Regions from separate parts of the Homo sapiens genome. Here region 1 is linked to region 2. Evidence: chromatin loops called from intact Hi-C (ENCODE). Cell type or tissue: PC-9. All regions are shown on one strand. Each heading gives the region's core, and the rest is flanking DNA. Links, peaks and the distances in the headings are about the cores only. Region 1 overlaps GNA12 (G protein subunit alpha 12). Region 2 has its middle 21 kb from the start of GNA12.

Region 1 (11,408 bases), core at 1,583-9,582, 130 kb before region 2:
AAATTACAGACCTATGACTCAAAATCCTTGAAACAATTTCTCTACGAACATAAGAGTTAAAAATAGATTTCAGTAAAACCCTATATGCGTCTTATGTGTACACAGTATAGCTATGAGGAACAGATCTTATTTTGAGGAACTTTATTGTTACATTTTTGCAATAATTGAGGCACAACTACCTCCTGCTTTTCCAACATCTTAATAAAAAAGACAATAAGGATTAACAGTGAAATTAAAATTAAAAAATACAAAAGCCTAAGGTTCTGGAGACAAAACTGACTAGAGTCTATGTGTAGCCAAGTTGTGAATGACAGTTTAGCCTTGCAGAGTTTCCTTCTTCTCCAATTACAATGTGTTACAGAATTTGGAAGGGGGTGTCTTTAAAAACGTTCTAATTCACCCCGGTCATGAGGAGGAGGAGGAGGAAGTCCAGCTCAGCAAGGCCAAGTGCCTCGGCCAGGGCGGTGGGGTCAGCGCTGAGCGGGTCAAGAGCCCGCGCCGGGGGCCATCCCCCTGCGCTTTCTATCGAGTTAAACGGACCCCACAATATCTCCTTCCTCTCATGCTTCTGGTTTGAAAGTGACGAGTAAATATGTCAGACTGTTTAAAGGAAAACAAGCACTCATTGACAAGGCCGGACTACTCAGGAAGGTGTTTCAAACAACTCCCCTGCTACGCGAATCACAGCGCTGCTGTCGCCAACAGCGCCGCGAAGAGGCTCTCCCCGTTGGCGGAGGACCCGCTTGCACTTCCTCTGGGCTCTGGATTCTAACACACACAGGAGACACAGCGAAAGCTGACCCAGAAGGCAAACAAAGCTCACCACGCTCCGGACCGGGCTGCGCGTCACTGTTGCAGACTGCAAATGGGACCTGAGACCACCCCGAGGGCCCCACCAGGAGCTCTCTTTCTCCTTTAAAACGTGGTCATCGGCACTCATCTCCGGTCACATCCGTGAGGTCTGTGAAGAGCCACAGAAGCAGTACAAAAACAGCGACTTCTTTATCCAGCCAAAAAAGGAGCCACAAGCCCAGCAAACACTGACACACAGCCTCGAGCACTGCGAGAGAGAGTTCCATGCTGTCTCCCGATGAGAACGCTGTGCTAACAGGGTGACCCAGAGGCAGGTTTCCCCTCCCTCTTCTGCTTCTGCATCTGCCCCAAGGGCTTGCGTTTACCGGGTTTGCGGAAAACAAGCCAAGGGTGAGCTGCAGAGGGGCTCGGGGCTCGGGGCAGCACGGCCTCGGGACGAGGGCCCTGGGATATGTGACTGAGCCACAGCAACATTCGGGTGCCAATTAAGAGGACGCTTTTCATTTTCTTGTAAATGCTAGGACACATCCCAAAACACACTAGGCAGGATTTCTCAGTAGAGTGATACACAGAGGGGACCAGCTTGGAATGCAATGTATTTTAAACACAGTGAAAGCCACCTGGCAGGTAGCTGGACAAGTGAGCTGGGCCCAGGACTGGCCAGCTCGTATCAACATTCACAGGCTCCCGCGGGCTCCCCCAGGACAGCGGCATCCGAGAGTGTTTACTCTTCTGCAAGCACAGTCATAGAAGCGAGGGGCCTCGATGAGAATCAGACTTAGGGAGAGCGGCGAACAGGCACGGCTGTCCAAAGGCACTGGTGGAGCGGCAGTTTGGAGAAACTCAAGATTCCTCCAGCGTCTGTGGGCTTCCCGAAAGGTCAGCTGTTAGCTCGCCAAGCAGCTGGGGCATTAACAAAAGCTCTGCTAGTGGCCTTGCCAGCTTTCTGAAGCCCCAGAAGAGGAATGTTTCTGAAAGAAGGAAACGCTATGTGCTGCCAACTGTGTGTGAGCAGATGACTTGCAGGAAGATGGGAGAGCCGTCTGCAAGGGGACCTGGTTTCTGTGTCTTTGCCGTTGGGTTGGGCAGTGGGTGGCTAAGGGGAGAAGAGCACCGCTGTGTGTGCACGGACGGAGCGGCAGTCACCGTGGGCATCCTGTCTCACTCCGTGTTGTGCTGCTGGGCATGGGGCAGGGTGGGAAGGGCTGAGCCTGCTGTAGGGGCGTAAGGTGAATCCACACCTGCAGAGCTCTGCAGCCCGTCCTCAGAGCTGGGAAGGGATCCTAGGCACGGCTCCTCAGCTTCATCTGAGAGGCTTGGACTAGGGGCTCTTAGGAAATCGGCACGGGAGTTTGAAAAGGCAACGTGCTCCCTTTGGGAGGTGGCCTTCAGACACTGCGGCTGGGGCTGCAGGGCCGGGCTCAGGCACTGAGTTTAGCAGCATCGGCGTGCACTGGATCTCTACAAGCTACTGTTAGGCAAAGCTTTCAGGTTAGTCTGTCTCAGGGAAGACTTGTGAGTTAGAAAAGCCGTCTGCAAGGCCAGCTGGTTTTTGTGTTTCTGTCATTAAAGACAGAGCGTGTGTACACACATACACACACAACACGGTCCTCAATTAAACTGCGTCAGAAAAAGAGGAACGTTTCTGTAAAAGCAAAGCAAGCTGTGTGATTAGGTGTTCCGTATTCACAACATCATCACTCGGATTTTCAGTAGTTTCACTCGCCCCCAGGATTCAGTAGCTAACGTGACAGTTTCCATGTCCTTTTGCCTAGAGCTCGCTGGCTGGCTGGTCTGACAGCATTCCTGAGCCAGGTATTCCAGGGCACGGATCCGAGAAACCCACTCAAGGACCACACAGACAACACACACCCAAGAGTCTGACCGACAGCCGTGGGGGCTGCTCAACGACGACAAACCCCGGGGCTTCCTCGCTCACTGCAGCATGATGTCCTTCAGGTTCTCCTGCAGGATGGTGTCTTTCACAGCATGGAACACGAAGCGGACGTTCTCGGTGTCGATGGCGGTGGTGAAGTGGTGGAAGAGTGGCTTGCTGCGGTTCCGTCTCTTCCTGTCGAAGCACTGGACCAGGTAGCGCTGGACGTCCTCCAGCCTGTGCGGGTCGCCCCTGAAGTCCGGGAAGTGCTTCTTGATGCTCACGGTCTTCACCTTCTCCACCAGGAGGTCCATCTTGTTGAGGAAGAGAATGATGGAGACGTTGAAGAAGAGCTTGTTGTTGACGATGGTCTCGAAGATGTTCATGGACTCCACCAGCCGGTTGGTGCGCCTGTCCTCCATGAGGACCTGGTCGTACTCGCTGGAGGAGACCATGAACAGGATGGACGTGATCCCGTCGAAGCACTGGAACCACTTCTGGCGCTGGGACCGCTGGCCGCCCACATCCACCATCTTAAAGGGGATCTTCTTAATAACGAAGTCATGCTCCACAATTCCCTTGGTGGCTTTCCTAGCCAGCAGGATATCTTGCTTACTAGGAAAGTAATTCTGTAAAATACAGGATGAGGCAGAAATTTAGGGGGAGGAAGAAAGAACAGAGAAAATAGAAACAAAAAGATGGCAAAAAGATAAGAAGGAAAGAGACTGACTTTTGCAACAGGTTGAACCAGAAACCAAAAGCAAATTTCATTTATAACATTATCAACTGGCCGTGAAACAGAAAGAATCAAATACTTCATTTCAAAACGAACGGAGGCTCACCAGTCTGAGGACGAATGCTCAGAACACTCGTGGGCAGGCCCAGCGCAAAACCACATCCATTTTCTTCTCCAGAGGAAATTTACCATCTTTTTTGTTTCCATACCAGAGATACCTTTTTATTTTTCTAACTCCTAAAGCTTATAGCTTCCAAAACCTTACTGTGAATTAATTTAGGTTTTGAATGTGATGTAAATTCAATCTGCAATACATTTAATGTTATTCTTAGACAATTCTTTAAGTCTTTAGCGACACACAGGCAAGCATACTCTTCACTCACTTTGACTTTGCACTATTAATAATCCTCCAGGCCAGGCACGGTGGCTCACACCTATAATCCTGGTGCTTTGGGAAGTGGGAGGAATACCTTGAGCCCAGAAGTTCAAGAACAGCCTGGGCAACATAGTAAAACCCCATATTTACAAGAAGTAAAAACATTAGCTGGGCGTGGTGCCTCATGCTATAGTCCCAGCTACTTGGGAGGCCGAGACAGGAGGATCATTTGAACCTAGGAGGTTGAGGCTACAATGAGTTACGATCGTGCCACTGTACTCCAGCCTGGGTGACAGAGTGAGACCCTGTCTCAAAAAATCGAAAAACAAAACAGAACAAAAAACCAACAAAACACCTCCCGTGATGAGTGCACACACCACTCAGGCAGCTTCTTGCCAAAACACCAAACACGGACATGATCATGCCTCGATCTAGAGGTCTGACTACCACCCACGGGGTGTGCAGGGGACAGAGAAACATCTTCAATAACACTGCAGGGGTGGAAGAGCAAAGTCCACATGGTAAGAAACCCTACAGGATAAATAATCCAGTTACTCCAATAAACAAGTTGAAAGAAAAAAAGGAGAGACATACAGATTAACACTTAAGTGATCCTGACCAATGGCAATGCATGACCTTATTAGGTTGTTGATTCAAACTCTGCTAAAACAAAGCAAAATCAACATGAAAACATTAATGAGACAACAGGGAAAATCTCTAAACTGACTAGGTTGACATTACGGAATTACTGCCAATTTTTCAGGAGCCATACGGTACTGCGGTTGTCATTTTTCGTCTTGTCTTTTTGAGGTACACTCTAAAATATTCTCTGCATTTGCTCCCGGAGGCCGGGGGAGGGCTGCTGAAACAAGACTGGTAATCAGTGATAACTGCCATGCCTGGGGTTTCATTAGACTATTTGTTTTTGAGTATGTTTGAATTTTCCATGAGATAAAGGAAGTCCTCCTTTCACTCATGAACTCCTCTGTCTGTCTCCTTTATGGTGATCTGGGCAAAGGCAGTTTCCTCCCCTCCCCACTGAGACGGGGCCCAGATCCAAGTGAGAGCGTGCCATTACAGTACTATTCGTGGTAATGTGACAGAACAAGCTCGGCCTGTCAGTCCAGCCAAAGTCCTCACAACGTGGACTGCTTTGGTCTCTGGACACGTTTTCTAACCCTGGAGCCCAGCTTCTTCGGGCGGGCGTGCTTACTCACCAGCTGGCCGATCCGGTCCAAGTTGTCCAGGAAGTACTTCACCGACTCCCCCTGTCAGGAAGGAAGAATATTCACAGCTCAGTCTGGACTGAGGAATCCTGATGTGGCAAATACAAGAACTGAACAGGGTAAGAGCAGTGGCATTTCGCCTCCGTGTGAATGGGAAAGCAAAGGAAAAAGGCAGAGAGTGTCCGTGTGTTTTCTAAAATAAAAAAACTACCATTAAAGAAAATGTTTAATGCAGGTTCTTTAGCTCCAACCCCAAGGTTCAAATTCTGGCTGTTTTTCAATTTTCGCTGCTGGGTTTTGGTGTGTGGTGCGATGCAGGCCCCTCTGATGGGGGACTCTCTTTCCAGACATGAAGGCTGGCCCACTCCTGGCCATGCGGCCAGCAAAGGACAGGCTAGAATAGGATTTTAGATTTTGGCTCCTGGGTACAGTCTTGCTTCTGTCGAAGATGGCCTAAGGGACCCAAGACATTGTCCTTAAAGACAAAACATCCTGACGAAAAGGAGCATCTAGCAAAACATCTTCCAGTTTCTAGAAAGAGTCCATTATTCCTTCCCACATTTTTATGACCTGATTTATAGTAGCAAACACAGGGGAATCTTCCATTTGGATTGTTGTGGTGGAATGATGGCCAGTCTTCTCCTGCCTGGACCAATCATCGATACAATCTGAGACGTGTTCCATAGTGCGAAGGGCCCTGCGGAATCACCCAGGACCCCGTTTCAGGAAGCGCTGAGCCGCCAAATGCGAGGCACACACGGGGCACGGGAGGAGCCGGGAGAGCGCAACCACCGACCACAGAGCAGCCCGCATATGAACAGGCACGCAATGAGTCCCTTCAAAGGTAGCGTATTAAAAACCAATTATACCACTTTCTATAAGATTCCACTTTGAACCCTGCTCTAAAGACAGACACCAGCAGGCGGGGTCAAGGCTTCCAGGCTGCCCTGACATCAGGGCTTGTGGGAAGAGCAGTCACTTTCTGTGTTCTCATGGAAATGTACAGGGGCAAGGTCATACACATGTGGCGAGCTGACGCAGGAGAATTTTAAGGAGAGAAGGCCATCAGAATGGACTACGTGATGGCGCTGAAGCTCGTGGCGTTGTAAGGGATGGAGAAAGGCGGCCAGCACCTGCTCAGTCTATCTCTTCCTCCTCTGTCCCAGACAGACTGAGGGGAGAAAGCAGAGAGGAAGCTCCTTCAGGGAGGAGCCCACCTTCCTACTTTAGAACGAAGGCCTCTGGATGTTTTCAAAGTGAGTGTTTTGTTTGAGGGGACAGAAACACACGTCTCCCCATCCCAGCACTGCCTGTGTTGAGCGAGCACACATCCTCCTCCTCTGTGGCAGGACGGGGCGAGCACGTGCACCTCGTGACCACCGGCTCTCTAGAGCCCCAGGCAGAGGCCCAGCTCTGCAGTAGGGAAGGCATCGGGAGTGCCAGGGTGAACGTACCCCAAGGGCCCGGCACGACTGACCTCTCGTGCCTGCTCTCTCCCTTCCTCGCCAAGCCCCCGTGATGTGGGAAGCCAGCGTGAGGCCGGTGGGGCAGCCGCCTTCCCGTGGCTGTGCCAAGTCCCCCCGGTCCTCTGCACATCATGCCTCCTTCCACACCCTGACAGGAAGCAGCTGGGAGAAGCCGTTGGGTGCACTCACTCCCTGATTTACGACAAGTTCCTTCCTCAGCGCCTCTCTCTCCTGCCTCCTCCTGCTCTCCTGCCCTCCCCTGGGCCTCGGGAGGTGCCACGCAAGCCCAAGAAGCATCAGCATACTGTCCCTCCCTCTCCTGTGGCCACGGGCTCCCCCAGGGAGCTGAGAGTAGCAGCAGCTCACAGCCCAAGCCACCCTTGCCCGTTTCTAGGCAGGTGGTGGCACCAGGCACGAAGGAAGCAGAGGCAGTTCTCCTGCAGGGTTCTAGCTGGGTCAGGCATGGAGAGTCACAGTGGCACAGATGCCCCAGCCAGTGCTCTTATCACCACAGGACACAAAGCCCTGGACACACGTGCTCCGCCCAGATAGTACGGACGCAAGGGGAAAAGCACCACAGAGGGCACAATCAGGACAAGCTCGATGGGAAGCAGAAAACAGGAGGGACGTTTCCCTCGGTGTGAGTCTAAACACCCCTCGAGTCTGCAATCAGTCCCCCAGCTGCACTTCACAACACAGCAAACACTCACTGCTGCTTTCTCCACGATGACTGAATGAGGATGGCTCATTTAACTCATCACAGCATTTGTATCACTACTTGGAATGCAGGAAAACTTATCTGTGACTCTCGGTCATCTTGCATGAGTGGCGGAGGAGAGGAGTCAAATCTAGTTTCATGTCAGGGCGGCCTCATCTCGAGAAACAGCCCAGGGGGTCCGTGGGAAAGCTGCCACTGAACTGTAAGGTGCCAGGGACTGTGCCACAAGCTCTCTAATGGGGGCTGGAGGGGAGGGAAGAAGGGGACACAGAGCAACCCTGTGTGATCCAGAACGCTGTCACTCACATCCGCACTCTTGCTGTCCCTGAGGTTTGGTGCACTGCGGTTCACCAACAGAGACTGGACAATGCACCTGCTGATTGGGCACGCAGCCCACGGGACGATCGTTTGCGACGGACTCCTCAAGTCTTACAGCAGCAGCTCATTAAAAGGGCCAGGTTTACAATCCCATGCATTTTCAACACTAAGAGAATTCAGTCATTTCTTTAGAGAAAATGCATGTGGCAGAAACTGAGATGTCCACATGAAATTAACCGCTTGGTGGGTTTATAAAGAGGCACTGTGCCTGCCAAGACGAGCCCAGAGTCCTCTCAACGGCTGCTGCGGTCACACGATCTAGAAACACGAGTGGATCCAAAGTGGGCTCTCGGGACTCTCCTTGGTGTGAAAAACCTACACCACTCAAGATTAACACAAACTTGGACTTGCGGATTAAATGAAATGAATTTCATTAGGCTGGGGCCAGCGGCCACTGAGCACACACCTGACAGGGGCCTGTCCCCTGCCTCAACTGTCCCACGAATGTGTCTGTCCTCTCACGAGCAACAGAAGGGATGAACCTGAGCAGGGGCTGGTGGCAGTGAAAGAGGGGTTGTCTGTTTCAAGCAGCAGCAGCAGGTTGATATGGGGCCTGTGCACCTGTATTGGGCACAGCCGGGCAGATGTGATGTCGTGACACTGGGCAGGACCTAGGCCGACACACGCCCATGAGGAGACCGCCTTTCTGCAGAGGCCTGCAGCCTTCAGCAGTTTCTGGAAGCACCTGTCACCCACACCTCCGGTGGGAGAAAGACACACGCTCGGCTTGCTGCCGCTCAGAACTCCGTCAGCACCGTCAGGCAGGCACTGCAGCAGCCTCGCCCGTCACCTCTGTCTCTGCACACAGCAAGCTGCCCCTTCACAGACCCCTGCTGGCCTCACGCACTTCCTTCAGCTAATTTAGGACCACGAGAAAAGAGCTTCAGATCATTCAACCCTGCACAGGACCAGACCCTCGAGATCAGTACATGAGGGGCTGACTCTGGTTCCCTCTTGTCCTCTGCTCCTAATTGGAGCCTTTCTACCCACATGCTTGGTTCAGTTCCTGCCTGTCAATGTCACAGACTGACAGGGTGTGCATTAAAGACAGCCCATGTGTGGGTCCCACTGGGGAGTGAGAGGAAAAGGTAACCGTGGATTGGTCTCAGATGTAAGCGTCTAAGTAGGGACAGATCAAGGACCAGAGAGTGGTTACAAAGAAAACAAACACCAACTTCCAGCTCCTGGCCAGAGGGCCTTTTAATTTTAAACCCTATCTGCCCATTCAGGAGCTATCTCACAGTTTTGTTTTGTTTTTTTTTTTTTTGTTTTTTTTTTTTTTTTTGAGATGGAGTCTCGCCCTGTCGCCCCGGCTGGAGTGCAGTGGTGTGATCTTGGCTCACTGCAACCTCTGCCTCCTGGGTTCAAGCAATTCTCCTGCCTCAGCCTACAGAGTAGTTGGGACTACAGGCGTGCACTACCACACCCGGCTAACTTTTGTATTTTTAGTAGAGACGGGGTTTCACCAGGTTAACCAGGCTGGTCTCGAACTCCTGACCTCAGGTAATCCACCCACCTCAGCCTCCCAGAGTGCTGGGATTACAGGCGTGAGCCACAGCGCCCGGCCCTGTCTTACAGTTTCTGCACTTAGTGAGGTTAACTCTAAAATCCTAAAGCGGGGTCATTCACACTGTGACCGAAAACAGGGCTTGTTAATGGTGAGCTAGAGGATTCCAAAATCTAGTTCACTCACTTCAACGTGACAAATTACAAAGACAAATTTTAAAACTGCTGTGTATGAAAAGTAACAGCAAACTATGCCAAAGGCCCAGGTTTTCAATTTCATTACTTAATAAATAAATATTAAAGTTAGCATTTGATTTCCACTGAATAGAGACGCTAGCCAAACAACAGAGAATCTTTCAAAATACTTTTAAAAACAGTATCTAGTTCCCCAAAAGAAATCCTCATTTTGAACTCAGGCTTTGCTCAGTGAACGCCTGTGACATCTCACAGGGCTGGCGTGAGATTAAATGATACCACAGCTGTGAAAGTATTCTGGAAAAGAGATACAACACCACATTCATATACATTAGAAAAAGGAAGCTTTTCAAGTTTTAATTTGGGTACCTATGAATTGTTTGTTGCTAATTTATCATCCCCAAATATTAGGTAAGAGGACCAGGCGTGGTGGCTCACAGTAACCTCAGCACGTTGGGAGGCCGAGGCAATCACTTGAGGTCAGGAGTTCGAGACAAGCCTGGCCAACATGGTGAAACCCTGTCTGTACTAAAAATACAAAAACAGAGTGAGGCTCCATCTAAAAAAAAAAAAAAATTAGGTAACAGATTCACTGGCAGAAATACAAAGTGACGCAGGCACAAGCTGTCACTGCAGGAAACGTCTAGTAGGAGAAGCTGCTTGAGGAAACTGTGATCTCCACGCAGTCAGGGGCTACGCACCGGCGAAGGAGAAGAGCTCCGTGGCTGGAAGGAGGTTTCCGATACCCACTGCCAAAGGAAAAGCACAAGGCACGAAACAACGCAGAGTATCTTCCTTTTATGTAAGAAATGGCGGGAGACTAAAACCCATATTCTGCTTGCTTATATTTGGAAAAGGAAACGTGGATACACCAGCAGCAGATAAAAATGACTTCTAGGGAGGGAGGGAATGGGGGATGGGACAGAGACAGGAGTAGCCCTCTCTGAGTATGTCTGACTTTGGAACCATGCTAACATCTTCCATAATTAAAAAAAAATTAAATAAAAAACCAACCCCTCAAAATTGAACCCAAATTAAAGCAAATGAACCCAATAGGACAATAAGGTTAGAGGCGGAACCTAGAATTCTGGCCTCCTCCTGTTTTTTATTTTGTTTGTTTTTTTGTTTTTTGCCAGAATGTGAAAGTACAGAGGAGCTGGCCCCTGACTCTGGCCACGCTTTGGCCCCCTTGCCCTGTGTGTAGCCTCGTGGCTGTGCCTGTGGACACCTCGTCTCCAAGCCTGGCACACAGCCACCCCTTGGTCACAGCAGTGAGACCCCAGGAAGAGCTGCACAGGGTCCTTGGCCGTGGAGCAGCCTCTACAACTGTAAGCTCAGGCTCCGCAGGGTGTGTCCTCGGCGTGTGCAGGGTTGCTGTCACAGGGGTGCCACGCCGGGCCCCTAAAGCACCAGCCCCCTTGCCTGGGTTCTTCCTTTATGTTTTCATTAGGTAAGATCTACATAATAGAAAATTCACCATTTTGACATGAACCATTCAATGGCATTTACTACCTTCAAAATGTTGTACGGCCACCACTTCTACAGCCTATCAGCCGCCACTCCCACTGCCCTGGCCCAGACCCTGACAACACGAATCTGCTTTCTGTCTCCATGGATTTGCCGGTTCTGGATCTCTCATTGGAGCGCATTCACACAGCATGCAGCCCTTTGTGTCTGGTTCTTTTACTTGGTGCGGCATTTCCGAGGCTCGCCCATGCTGTGGCACAGGCCAGTGCAACATTCCATTTTACGGCCAATATATATATATGTATATTACATGCCATTGTATGGATATGTGGTTTGTTTTTCCATTTGTCAGTTGATGAACACTTTGTTTCCAGTTTTTGGCCGTTGTGAACAGTGCTACAAACAGCTGTGTGGAAGTTTTTGCTTGAATATCTGTTTTCATTTCTTGAGTATACACCTAGGAGTGAAACTGTAGCATCCTATGGTAGTTCTTTTTTTATTTTAAAATGGAGTCTCGCCCCGTTGCTCAGGCTGAGTGTAGTGGTGCGATCTTGGCTCACCGCAACCTCTGCCTCCTGGTTCAAGCAGTTCTCTTGCCTCAGCCTCCCAAGTAGCTGGATTACAGGCGTGCGCCACCAAACCTGGCTAATT
Region 2 (11,408 bases), core at 1,918-9,917:
AGCACCCCCAAGTAGCTGGGATTACAGGTGCCTGCCACCACCACATCCGGCTAATTTTTGTACTTTTAGTAGAGATAGGGGTTTCATCATATGGGCCAGGCTGGTCTCGAACTCCTGACCTCAGGGGATCTGCCTGCCTCAGCCTCCCAAAGTGCTGGGATTACAGGCATGAGCCACTGGGCCCGACCGAGCGTGTGATTTTGAGCGAGAGGTTTCACGTCACTGCGTCATTTGTATCTCGTGTCATATGAAGATCATGATAGTGATAATAATTAACATTTTTTGAGAGCCGACTTTGTGCCGGGCACTCTCCTTAGGACTTTATGTGTATTATCTCCTTGGATCTTGATTTTAGTCCTATTGTGCTATTGTACATACTCTTATTGTTCCCACTTTACAGATAAGGAAAAGCGAGGCCCAGTGAGGTTAAGGAATTTGCTTAGGATCACACAGCCAGTTACAGGCAGAGCCAGGATTCAAAGACAGACAGGTGGCCCTGAGCCCATGCTCTGAACTGTGACACTCTGTGCCACATGGGAGTGGTATGAGTAAGGATCAGCCCGGTGGTGACGAAGGAGGGAGCTGCCTTTCATGGCTTTTTTTTTTTTGAGACAGAGTCTTGCTCTGTTGCCCAGGCTGGAGTGCAGTGGCGGGATCTTGGCTCACCACAACCTCCACCTCCCAGGTTCGAGCAATTCTCCTGCCCCAGCCTCCCAAGTAGCTGTGATTTCAGGTGCCCCCCTCTACCACTCCTGGCTAATTTTTTTGTATTTTTAGTAGAGACAGGGTTTTACCATGTTGCCCAGACCTCAAATGATACGCCGGCCTCGGCCTCCCAAAGTGCTGGCATTACAGATGTGAGCCACCGCGCCCGGCCCTTTTCATGGCTTTTAACACCCAAGACTTATTTCTGGTTTGGGGACTCTCTTCCATATCATCTCACCCCAGGATCCAGGCTGACGCAGCAGCCACTGTCTTGAACGTTGTTGGCCACTGAGCCAAGAGAAAGAAAGAGCTTGGGAAAGTTTTGTGCTGACAGGTGCACGGCCTGCAAGTGACACACGAGTTCTGCACACAGCGTACTGGACAGAACGGTGCTGAGGAGTTGCGTGTGTCTGCTTGGCTAAGATCCTAATCAATTATTTAATCACACATGAATGGAGGCATTGTGGTGAAGGTGCCTGGGAGGCGTGGTTAATATCCGCAACCACTTGTCTTTATGTAAAGGACGTCGCCCTCAATAACGTGGGTGAGCCTCATCTGATTTGTTGTTCCTTGAGAGCAAACACTGAGGCTTCCTGGAGAAGAAATTTTTCCTCTAGACTCAAGACTGTGGCACCAGCTCCTGCCTGGGTGTCTAGCTTGCCAGCCTGCCCTGCAGACTACAGACTGGCCTGCCCCCAAGATTGTGTGAGCCAATTTATTAAAATAAAACCCGGCTGGGCGTGGTGGCTCATACCTGTAATCCCAGGCCTCCCACTTTGGGAGGCCAAGGTGGGCGGATCACCTGAGATCAGGAGTTCAAGACCAGCCTGGCCAACATGGTGAAGCCCCGTCTCTACTAAAAAAAAAAAAAAAAAATAAATAAATACAAAAATTAATCGGGCATGGTGGCGGGTGCCTGTAATCCCAGCTACTCGGAGGCTAAGACAGCAGAATCGCTTGAACCCAGGAGGCAGAGGTTGCAGTGAGCCGAGATCACGCCACTGCACTCTAGCCTGGACAACAAAGAATGAAACTCTGTCTCAAAAAAAAAAAAATCCCGTTACCAGTGTATGTATATAATATCATTAATATATTTGGTATTATATTATGTTATAGAATAACTATAAATATATTACAGTTGTCTCATAGTATTTATGGGGACTTGGTTCCAGAATCCCCCATGGGTACCAAAATCCCTGGATGCTCAAGTCCCTAATATAAAATGGTGTAGTATTTGCATATAACCTACGCACATCCTTCTGTACACTTTAGATAATCTCTAGATTACTTGTAATACCTAATTCAATGTAAATGCTGTTCCAGACCAGCCTGGGCAACATAGTGAGACCCCATCTCCACTAAAGAAAAATTTACAAAAAAAAAAAAAAGATAATGGCCGGGTGTGGTGGCTTACCCCTGTAATTCCAGCACTGTGGGAGGTCGAGGCAGGCAGAGCACTTGAGGTCAGGAGTTTGAGACCAGCCTGGCCAACATGGCGAAACTCTGTCTCTAATAAAAATACAAAATAATTAGCCAAGCGTGGAGGCATGTGCCATCACAGAGTGATACCCTGTCTTAAAAAAAAAAAAAAAGAAAGAAAAAGAAAAATTGAGCCAGCCACGGTGGTGCTCACCTGTAATCCCAGCTACTTGGGAGGCTGAGGTGGGAGGATCACTTGAACCTGGGAGGCGGAGGCTGCAATGAGCTGAGATCGCACCAATGTACTCCAGTCTGGGCAACAGAGCAACGCTTGGTCTCGAAAATAAATAAATCAATAAATATAGTTGTTAGATTGTATTTTTAAGGTGTTTATTTTTTATTGTTGTATTGTTATTTTAAGAAATATTTTCCATCCCTGGGTGATTGAATCCATAGATGCAGAACAAGCAGCTATGAGGGGCTGAGAGTGTGTGTGTGTGTGTGTGTGTGTGTGTGTATACATAATTTATTAATTACATATAAAAAAATCTCCTACTGGTTTTGTTTCTCTGGAGAACCCCCAACTAATACAGTACTAGTTATGCCTCTCCCAGCTAAGGTCCCAGGAAGTACAATTCTACCCATTACCCTTAAGACATCACAGATGATCGGTCAGTACTAATAAGTGCTGTACGGTTATTGGACAGATTCGAGTTAACGTATGGAGAACAGGCAGGGTGCAAAGTGCATCCTGGCGTAGACCCCAGCTCTGCCAGGCACTAGCTCTGTAGGCTCTTGAACAACTTCCTTACCTCCCTGTGCCTTGTTTTCTTTTTTTTTTTTTCCCGAGACGGAGTCTCTCTCTGTTGCCCAGGCTGGAGTGCAGTGGCAGGATCTTGGCTCACCACAACCTCCACCTCCCGGGTTTGAGCAATTCCCCTGCCTCAGCCTCCTGAGTAGCTGGGATTACAGTTGTGTGCCATCACGCCTGGCTAATTTTTGTATTTTTAGTAGAGACGGGGTTTCACTATGTTGGCCAGGCTGGTCTCGAACTCCTTACCTCACAATGCGCCCTCCTCGGCCTCCCAAAGTGCTGGGATTATAAGTGTGCGCCACCGCACCCGGCCCTTGGTTTTCTATTCTGTAAAACGGAAGTGACCCGGTGGAGATAAAGGGGTAAATGCAGAGAATGAACTCAGAACATGCCGGTCGCCTTGGCAGTGCTCGCTAAGTGTTTGCATTTTTTTCCCTCCCTGTAACCGCTAGACCACCACGGAACTTGCATTTTTTGCTACTGGATGACAGGTCTTCCTCCTCTCCCAGGGTGGCTGTCTGGCAGGTTTCCCCACTTCCTGCAGTCTTCTCTGCCCTAGGGGACCAGTAGCCATGTTTCTGCCCCAACAAGTAACCTCCTTGCCCTGTCCTGGCTCCCGGGATCCTTCCTCTGGTGGTCTGCACGGGCCACGGCGCTCAGGGTGCCGCAGCGGCAAAGTGGGCAGTGGTCGCCCGTGTTCCAGGGAAGGAGGAGGGTGAGGGCGCCTGACCTCAGAGACCCCCAGAAGGTATCTGTGGGGGCACAGATGACCAGGAGCCCTGGAGTTAGTTCCATTTGCTGGCTGTGACCTTGGAAAGCCAGCAATGATTCAGGACCGGCTGCACAATTTGTGCAAAATGAAAATGTGGGGCCTCTTGTCCAAAAAGTATTACGAATTTCAAAACAGCCACAGCAGAGCACCACGCCGAGCAAGGGCCCTTCTCAGTACAGACCCTGAGCCTCCCGAGAGTGTGAGTGCTGGGGAAATCTGGGGAAAGAGGCCAAGGCTGTCCAGAGCCGAGCCCCTCCCTGGGGATTGTGTCTGGGGCCCGCAAACTCCCCAGGCGGAGGGAAGAGCCAGTCCTCCGGAGACGCTGGGCACCGAGCCTCCTCCAGGCCCGGAGAACGAGCCTGTAGCCTGTCGCTGTTTGCTGAGGGCCCTGACCTCTGTGGGAACACACAGGAAGTGGTTCATTTTCTCCCCACCAGTGACTCACTCCCGTCAGCCCTGCCCTTTCCAATCTCTGCTTCCTGTCCCTTAGCCTCAGCTTGGGTAATTCTGGGCAATAGAAAGGCCAGTCTGGTTGAGTCTGAAACTGCCATCTCACATGCAATTTCGCACTCATCTTGTCCCCCACTGAAGGGCTGGCTTAGCCTTGGCCGGAGAGCCCTGGAGAAGGAGGGGAGAGGTCGGGGGGACTGGCTGCGGTCCTTCCTCTTTCTCCTGGCTTCTGGGGTTGGGAGGGGAAGAGGAGGAAGAGGAGGAGGAGGAGAAGGTCTGGAGTGTCGGCACAATAGTAATATCAATAACAATAGCAGCTAATATTTACTGCAAGTGGTTCTCTGGGTCTGGAGATGCTCCAAGCACTTTTCTGACCGTAAGTTATGGCATTAAGTTTTGTAACTAGGAGGTAGGTCCTGTAATAAGGTCCTGTTGTAATTCCCATTTTTCTCTGTTGAGGAAACAGGCTGAGACAAGGTAGGTAATGTGCCCAAGGCCACAAAATTAGGAGGTGGCAGAGTCAGGATTGGAACCCAAGGTCTTCCTGATTCCACATCCGTTGCCCAGTCACTCCACTGCCTCACTTTCGCAAGAGTCCATATAAAGTTCCTGAGGTTGGGGCCTGGGACCTGTGGCAAGGTAAGTGTCCAGGGATTCAGCTAAGATGAGGCTTACACTTTTTTTTTTTTTGATAGAGTCTCTCTCTGTTGCCCAGGCTGGAGTGCAGTGGCAAGATCTCAGCTCACTACAACCTCTGCCTCCTAGGTTCAAATGATTCTCCCACCTCAGCCTCCCGAGTAGTTGTGACTACAGGCATGTGCCACCACGCTTGGCTAATTTTTCTATTTTTTGGTAGAGACGGGGTTTCACTGTCGGCCAGGCTGGTCTCAAACTCCTGACCTCAAGTTATCACCCCGCCTCGGCCTCCTGAAGTGTTGGGATTACAGGCGTGAGCCACTGCGCCCGGCCTGAGATGAAGCTTATTGAGGGTACTGAGAAAGATTTTTGACTCAATTTCTGAACCTTGTGAATTCTCACAGCACTTAACAGTAAGGAATTATCTGATATTTACATGCTTGTTATCTGCTTTCCTCATTAGGATGCAAACTTCATAAAACCATTTTGTTCATCTCTTCCTGATACCTGGTATGCGCTCACTAAATGCTTGGGAACGTGAATGAATGAATGAAACGTCTTCTGACGTGATCCTTGTATCTACATCTCCTTGCTGCGGCCAAGTCTCAGGTGCACCCTGAGCTCAGTGGTGGTCTTGCCTTTGCCCAGAGTGGGATGGGGTCCAGGTGGGGTGTCCCAAGCAGCCTGAAGAACATGACTCGAAATTCCCATCTGTGACCACCAGGTGTCGCTCATGCCACACAAGGAAACCCATAGATGGCCTCTGCTGAATTAGGGGTGCAGCGGGTGGGGAAATCTCATCTGTGACCACAGATGAGTTATCCAGGCTGCCATTTGTTCTCATTAGGTCCTGGATTTCCTCCTCAGAACCAGACAGATGTGATCAGCATTGTGGGCCGAGGGCCGGCACCTCCCCACCTCCCCGGCTATGGGTAGCTGTAGGGTGTCAGGGAGGGGATGCTGGGGTTCAGGCCCCGGATTCCATCCAGCTGCAGCCGTGTCACTGCCACTCCTCCTGCCCCCAAGCTTTGGCCTTGGCTGCCCAGGTAAGGCTGGCCCGGCACAGCCATTCATCAGTGTCAGCCGCCAGATGCCCCTCACAGGGCTCCCGTCCTCCGGGAACACTCCCAGGCCCCTAGCAACAAACTCAGCTTCCTGCCCTCATGGCACCGGCATCTTCCCCACTCCTTTTGCCGGGGTCTAAGTTTGGGGTGCATGCTTCCAGCCCCAGGAGCCCCCTCAATATCACACTGAGGTTGACTTGGCCATTTCTGCTTTCAGCCAACATAACCGGGTTCTAGAAGCTTCCTGACCGCTGTGGGAGGGTCACTTGGCCAGCAGGCAAGCGTTTCTTATTCCATGTACTTGAGTGAAGCAAAACCAGGGCTGTGTTTTTTTCCTTTTTTTTTTCTTTCTTTTTTTTTTTGAAACCAAGTCTCTCTGTCGCCCAGGCTGGAGATAACAGGTGCCCACCACCACGCTCAGCTAATTTTTGTATTTTTAGTAGAGATAAGGTTTCACCATGTTGGTAAGGCTGGTCTTGAACTGCTGATCTCAAGTGAACCACATGCCTTGGCCTCCCAAAGTGCTGGGATTACAGGTGTGAGCCACCACGCCTGGCCCTTTTTTCTTTTATTTGAGACAGGGTCTCGCTTTGTTGCCCAGGCTGGAGTGCAGTGGTGGGATCACAGCTCATTGCAGCCTCAACCTCCAGGGCGCAAGCGGTCCTCTCACCTCAGCCTCTTGAGTAGCTGGGACCAGAGGTGCTTGACACCACACCTGACTCATTAATTTTTTATATTTTTTGTAGAGACGGGGTTTTGCCATATTGCTCAGGCTGGTCTTGAACTCCTGAGCTCAAAGGATCCTCCTACCTTAGCCTCCCAAAGTGCTGGGATTACAGGTATGAGCCACTGTACCCGGCTAGGACTGTGTTTTTCTGTGACCCAACCTAATCGTTATTTCCAGCCCCTTTTCAGACTGATGATGGAAAATGTCATCTTGGCCAATTCCAGATGAACTTGGTCATTTAAGCTCAATTCTGAGCATTCCTTTGCTCACCTGGCGTGGCAGGTATGCTCTAGGGGGTGGTATAAACTTATGGCCCTGGGGAGGCTCCAGTTCCCCCTCCAACACAGATGTCTCCTGGAGGGACATTGTCATGTGCCATCCCCCACCCTCCATGCTGGTTATCCCAGAGGTGCCTGGTTCTCTGTGGAGGGCATTTTCTCTGCATCTTGCTAGCAGTCCCTGACTAATTTCCCGGCCTCACATCCTCCCGTGCTCCCATGGGGGCCATGGGAGACTTGGGGACCGTCTTTCTTGGACCCCTGCCAGGTGCCTTCTGTGTTAGTGAGATGTGCCCTTCCCTGGGTGGAAGGTTGACTTCCCATTCCCTGGGTTGGCTTCCCATTTCCCTGGGTGCCATCTGTGCCAGTTTGTTCTTGCATTGCTATAAAGGAGTACCTGAGACTGGGTAATTGATAAAGAAAAGGGGTTTAATTGGCTCACAGTTCTGCAGGCTGTATAGGAAGTGCGGTGCTGCCTTCTGCTTCTAGTGAGGTCTCCGGAAGCTTCCAATCATGGCGGAAGGTACAGGCGGCAGGAGTGAGAGAGAGAAGGGGGAGGCCCCAGACTCTTAAACGACCAGAGCTCTTAAACCCAGATTCTTAAACAACCAGATCTCATGTAAACTGAGCAAAAACTCACTCATCACCAAGCGAATGTGGCTAAGCCACTCGTGAGGGGTCTGCCTGCCGTGATCCAACACCTCCCACCAGGCCCTGCCTCCAACACTGGGGATCACATTCCAACATGAGATTTGGAGGGACACACATCCAAACCATATCACCACCTATCTCCAGGTATCCAGCACATGTGGGCTTCCTCCTCCCCTGCAGCCTGGGGGTGGGGTACTACATTTTCCTTTATAACATAGTGGTCACAATTTTGCGTTCTTTTCTTCCTGTTAAATGCCTCTCTCTCTCTCTCTCTCTCTCTCTATATATATATATATATAGATAGATAGATAGATAGATATTTTTTTTTTTAGATGGAGTCTCGCTCTGTTGCCCAGGTTGGAGTACAGTGGTGTGATCTCAGCTCACTGCAATCTTCGCCTCCCGGGTTCAAGCAATTCTCCTGCCTCAGCCTCCCAAGTAGCTGGGATTACAGGCAAGCACCACCATGCACAGCTAATTTTTGTATTTTTAGTAGAGACGGGGTTTCACCATGTTGGCCAGGCTGGTTTCAAACTCCTGAGCTTAGGTGATCCACTTGCGTCAGACTCCCAAAGTGCTGGGATTAAAGGTGTGAGCCACTGTGCCCAGCCTATAAATATTCATATATATACACACACACACACACACACACACACATATATATGTATATACATGTAAAATTTTTTTTTTGAGACAGAATCTTGCTCTGTTGCCCAGGCTGGAGTGCAGTGGTGCAATCCCAGCTAACTGCTTTCTGTGTTCAAGCGATTCTCCCGCCTCAGCCTCCTGAATAGCTAGGATTACAGGCATGTGCCACCATACCATGCTAATTTTTGTATTTTTAGTAGAGGAGGGGTTTTGCCATGTGGGCCAGGCTGGTCTGGAACAGTTGACTTCAGGCGATCCACCTGCCTTGGCCTCCCACAGTGCTGAGATTACAGGTGTGAGCCACTGCGACCAGCCTAATTTTTGTATTTTCAGCAGAGACAGGGTTTCACCATATTGGCCAGGCTTGTCTCAAACTCCTAACCTCAAGTGATCTGCCCGCCTTGGCCTCCCAAAATGCTGGGATTACAGGTGTGAGCCACTGTGCTGGCCTATTTATATTTTTAATTAAAAAAATTTTTTTGAAACAGGATCTCACTCTGTCATCCAGGGTGGAGTACAGTGGCGCAGTCACAGCTCACTGCAGCCTCTACCTCCTGGGCTCAAGTGATCCACCCACCTCAGCCTCCCAAGTGGCTGGGACTACAGGTGTTCACCACCACACCTGGCTAATTTTATTTTGACTTTTGTAGAGATGGGGGTCTCACTTTGTTGCCCAGGTTGATCTTGAACTCCTGGGCTCAAGTGATCCTCCTGCCTTGGCTTCTCAAACTGTTGGGATTACAGGTGTGAGCCACTGTGCCCAGCTATTTATATTACTTTAAATGGACAAATAGCAATTGATATGTTTATCATGTACAACACAATGTTTTGAAATACGCATACCTTGTAGAATGGTTCAATCAAGCAAATTAACATATGCATTCCTCCCATGCTTATTATTTTTTGTAGTGAGAACACTTAAAATCTGTCTACATGGTGAAACCTCATCTCTATTAAAAATAAAATACTCGATTGCATTTTCAAAATACAAGATGTCTCGATTTAAATAAGGGTTAAATCTTGTTTTCTCCACCTTATTTCCTAGTTCGCTAGCAAATGCTGCATTTGTTAATTAATTTAGGGCAATTCTTTCTTTCTGTAATTGACAAATAATAATTACGTCTATTTAAGGGGCACCGTGTGATGCTTCGATCCATGTATACGTCGTAGAATGATTAAACGCAGCGAATTAACATATCATAACCCTTAAAGCAGAGGCTTCCAGTTTCCTCTAGGGGATTCCCCATGTTCCATTCCAGTTCTGGTGGGGCCTTTCCAAGCCATACACAAACACATACACACGCGGATGTACCCCATGGAGTCACATACGAACGCACGTACACCACAGCCACGCATAGTCACAGGAGCATTGCAGGCACGCACGTGCACACACCCACCCACACACCCACCCACACACCCACCCAGGGGCATGGTCCTGTAACCCGGACCTCTTCACATCTTTGGCAACAGTAACGTGGCCCAAGGGGTAGGCCTATGTATTAGTCTGTTTTCACCCTGCTATAAAGAACTGCCTGAGACTGGGTGATTTATAAAGGAAAAGAGGTTGAATTGACTCACAGTTCAGCATGGCTGGGAGGCCTCAAGAAACTTACAATCATGATGGAAGGTGAAGAGGAAGCAAGGACCTTCTTCATAAAGTGGCAGGAGGGTGAAGTGCTGAGTGAAGCGGGAAGAGCCCCTTGTAAAACCATCAGATCTCCTGAAAACTCAGCCACTCTCACGAGAACAGCTTGGGGGAAATCTATCCCCGTGACTCAATGACCTCCACTTGGTCTCTCCCATGACTCAGTGGAGATTATGGGGATTACAGTTCAAGATGAGATTTGGGGCCGGGTGCGGTGGTTCACACCTGTAATCCCAGCACTTTGGGAGGCCGAAGTGGGCAGATCACTTGAGGTCAGGAGTTCGAGACCAGCCTGGCCAACATGGCGAAACCTTGTCTCTACTAAAAATACAAAAATTAGCCAGAAGTGATGGTGCGTGCCTGTAGTCCCAGCTACGTGGGAGGCTGTGGCAGGAGAATCGCTTGAACCCGAGAGGCAGAGGCTGCAGTGAGCCGAGATCACACCAGCCTGGGTGACAGAGCCAGACTCAGTCTCAAAGGAAAAAAAAAAAAGATGAGATTTGGGTGAGGCGCAAAGCCTCACCATATCAGTCTCCACCCAGGAGAGTCCACCCTGCCTGGAGGAGAAAGAGGGCGCTGGGCTGTGGTGGCCCCGTGTGTCCCAGTGGAGGGGTCTGTCTGCCATGGGCAGGAGTGCGCCCCCCCTGCACAGAGGGCTACAGCTCAGAGGCGAGGCGGGGATCGGACCTAGTGAGAGCTGAGCGCCTGGTCTGGGCCCTGTTGGGCTTGGTGAGCCACTCTGTGGCTTTTAGTGATACCTGAGCCAGCAGACCTTACCTCTGTGCGCCAGGGGTGCTTTGTGGGGTCCGATGCTGTTCACACCCTGCGTCCTCCCGTCCTGTCCGGGTCCCCCTTTCCCACGTGCACAAGGAGTGGCTGACGGTCTCCCAGGACTCCCCCACCACCCCCTACACACTCCACTTCAACTCTGCAAAGGCAGCACCCTTCCCTGGAGTGTGAGACCCTCCCTGCCTGCCCCTCTCTGCCTGAGCAGGACAGGAAGCTATTGAGCCCCTGTGAAGCTCTAGGCCAGGTGCCTGGAGTCAGCGATGAGTAAGAGGAGGCAGGGCCTGCAGCCCTCGGAGGCCCAGGACTTTAGGGAACTCATTAGAGAGACTCATTTCGTTACCTGTGTCACTTTGGTCATCTGGGAGGCAGACGTCAAGACAGAAGAAATGAGCAAGAGATTGATGAAACGCAATGCCCAAGCAGGATACAGGGAGAGGATGCAGGGTGGGCGGGGACCAACTTCCAACCGTGACGCAGGGCTTGTGTTTGCCAGAGGAGAAGAGGAAGGAAGGAGGGTTAAGTGGGAGGAGCCCCAGGCTGCAGTGCAGCTGTGAGAAAGTCCTCTCCAGGCCCACGGGGAGCTCTAGCAAGGTCCCGGGTGGGGCAGGAGCTGCCAGGCCCCAGGTGCTACTGCATTCCTGTGGAGGGTGACTCTGGGAGGGAAAGCAGAGCCGTGCACCTCCAGGGCCACCCCGACGGTGACACAAAGGCTGATGTGACACATGCATCAAAGCACTGACCAAATGCCGGGGCCGGTGGCTCACGCCTGTAATTCCAACACTTTGGGAGGCTGAGGCGGGTGGATCACCT

The links. Peaks named below come from ENCODE experiments on the same cell type or tissue, not always from the same donor. Only the 100,000 strongest peaks of a DNase experiment are listed, where the experiment ranks them.
Region 1: a loop joins it to region 2, with 3.0 times the contacts of the local background. A loop is called at or near these places in 5 of 110 quality-filtered maps.

The regions. Positions count from the first base shown.
Region 1 is chr7:2,728,433-2,739,840 of GRCh38, forward strand. It overlaps GNA12 (G protein subunit alpha 12), which reads right to left. Exons shown (of 4, transcript NM_007353.3): 3 at 5,019-5,069; 4 at 1-3,318. The coding sequence ends at 2,749. It also overlaps a transcript of AMZ1 not described here. Among named protein-coding and RNA genes, the nearest start is that of AMZ1, 46 kb to the left of the region's middle. RefSeq lists an enhancer at 5,307-6,294. In PC-9, for the core only: no CTCF peak of the experiment used is centred there; a DNase peak (open chromatin) is centred at 4,999; H3K27ac peaks cover 1,346 bases.
Region 2 is chr7:2,859,686-2,871,093 of GRCh38, forward strand. No RefSeq gene overlaps it. Among named protein-coding and RNA genes, the nearest start is that of GNA12, 21 kb to the left of the region's middle. RefSeq lists enhancers at 2,729-3,375, 4,024-4,153 and silencers at 4,931-5,010, 9,761-9,965, 10,913-11,132. In PC-9, for the core only: CTCF peaks have their summits at 5,509 (motif pointing right) and 5,718; DNase peaks (open chromatin) are centred at 3,456, 4,156, 4,696 and 5,536; H3K4me3 peaks cover 2,694 bases; H3K27ac peaks cover 2,897 bases.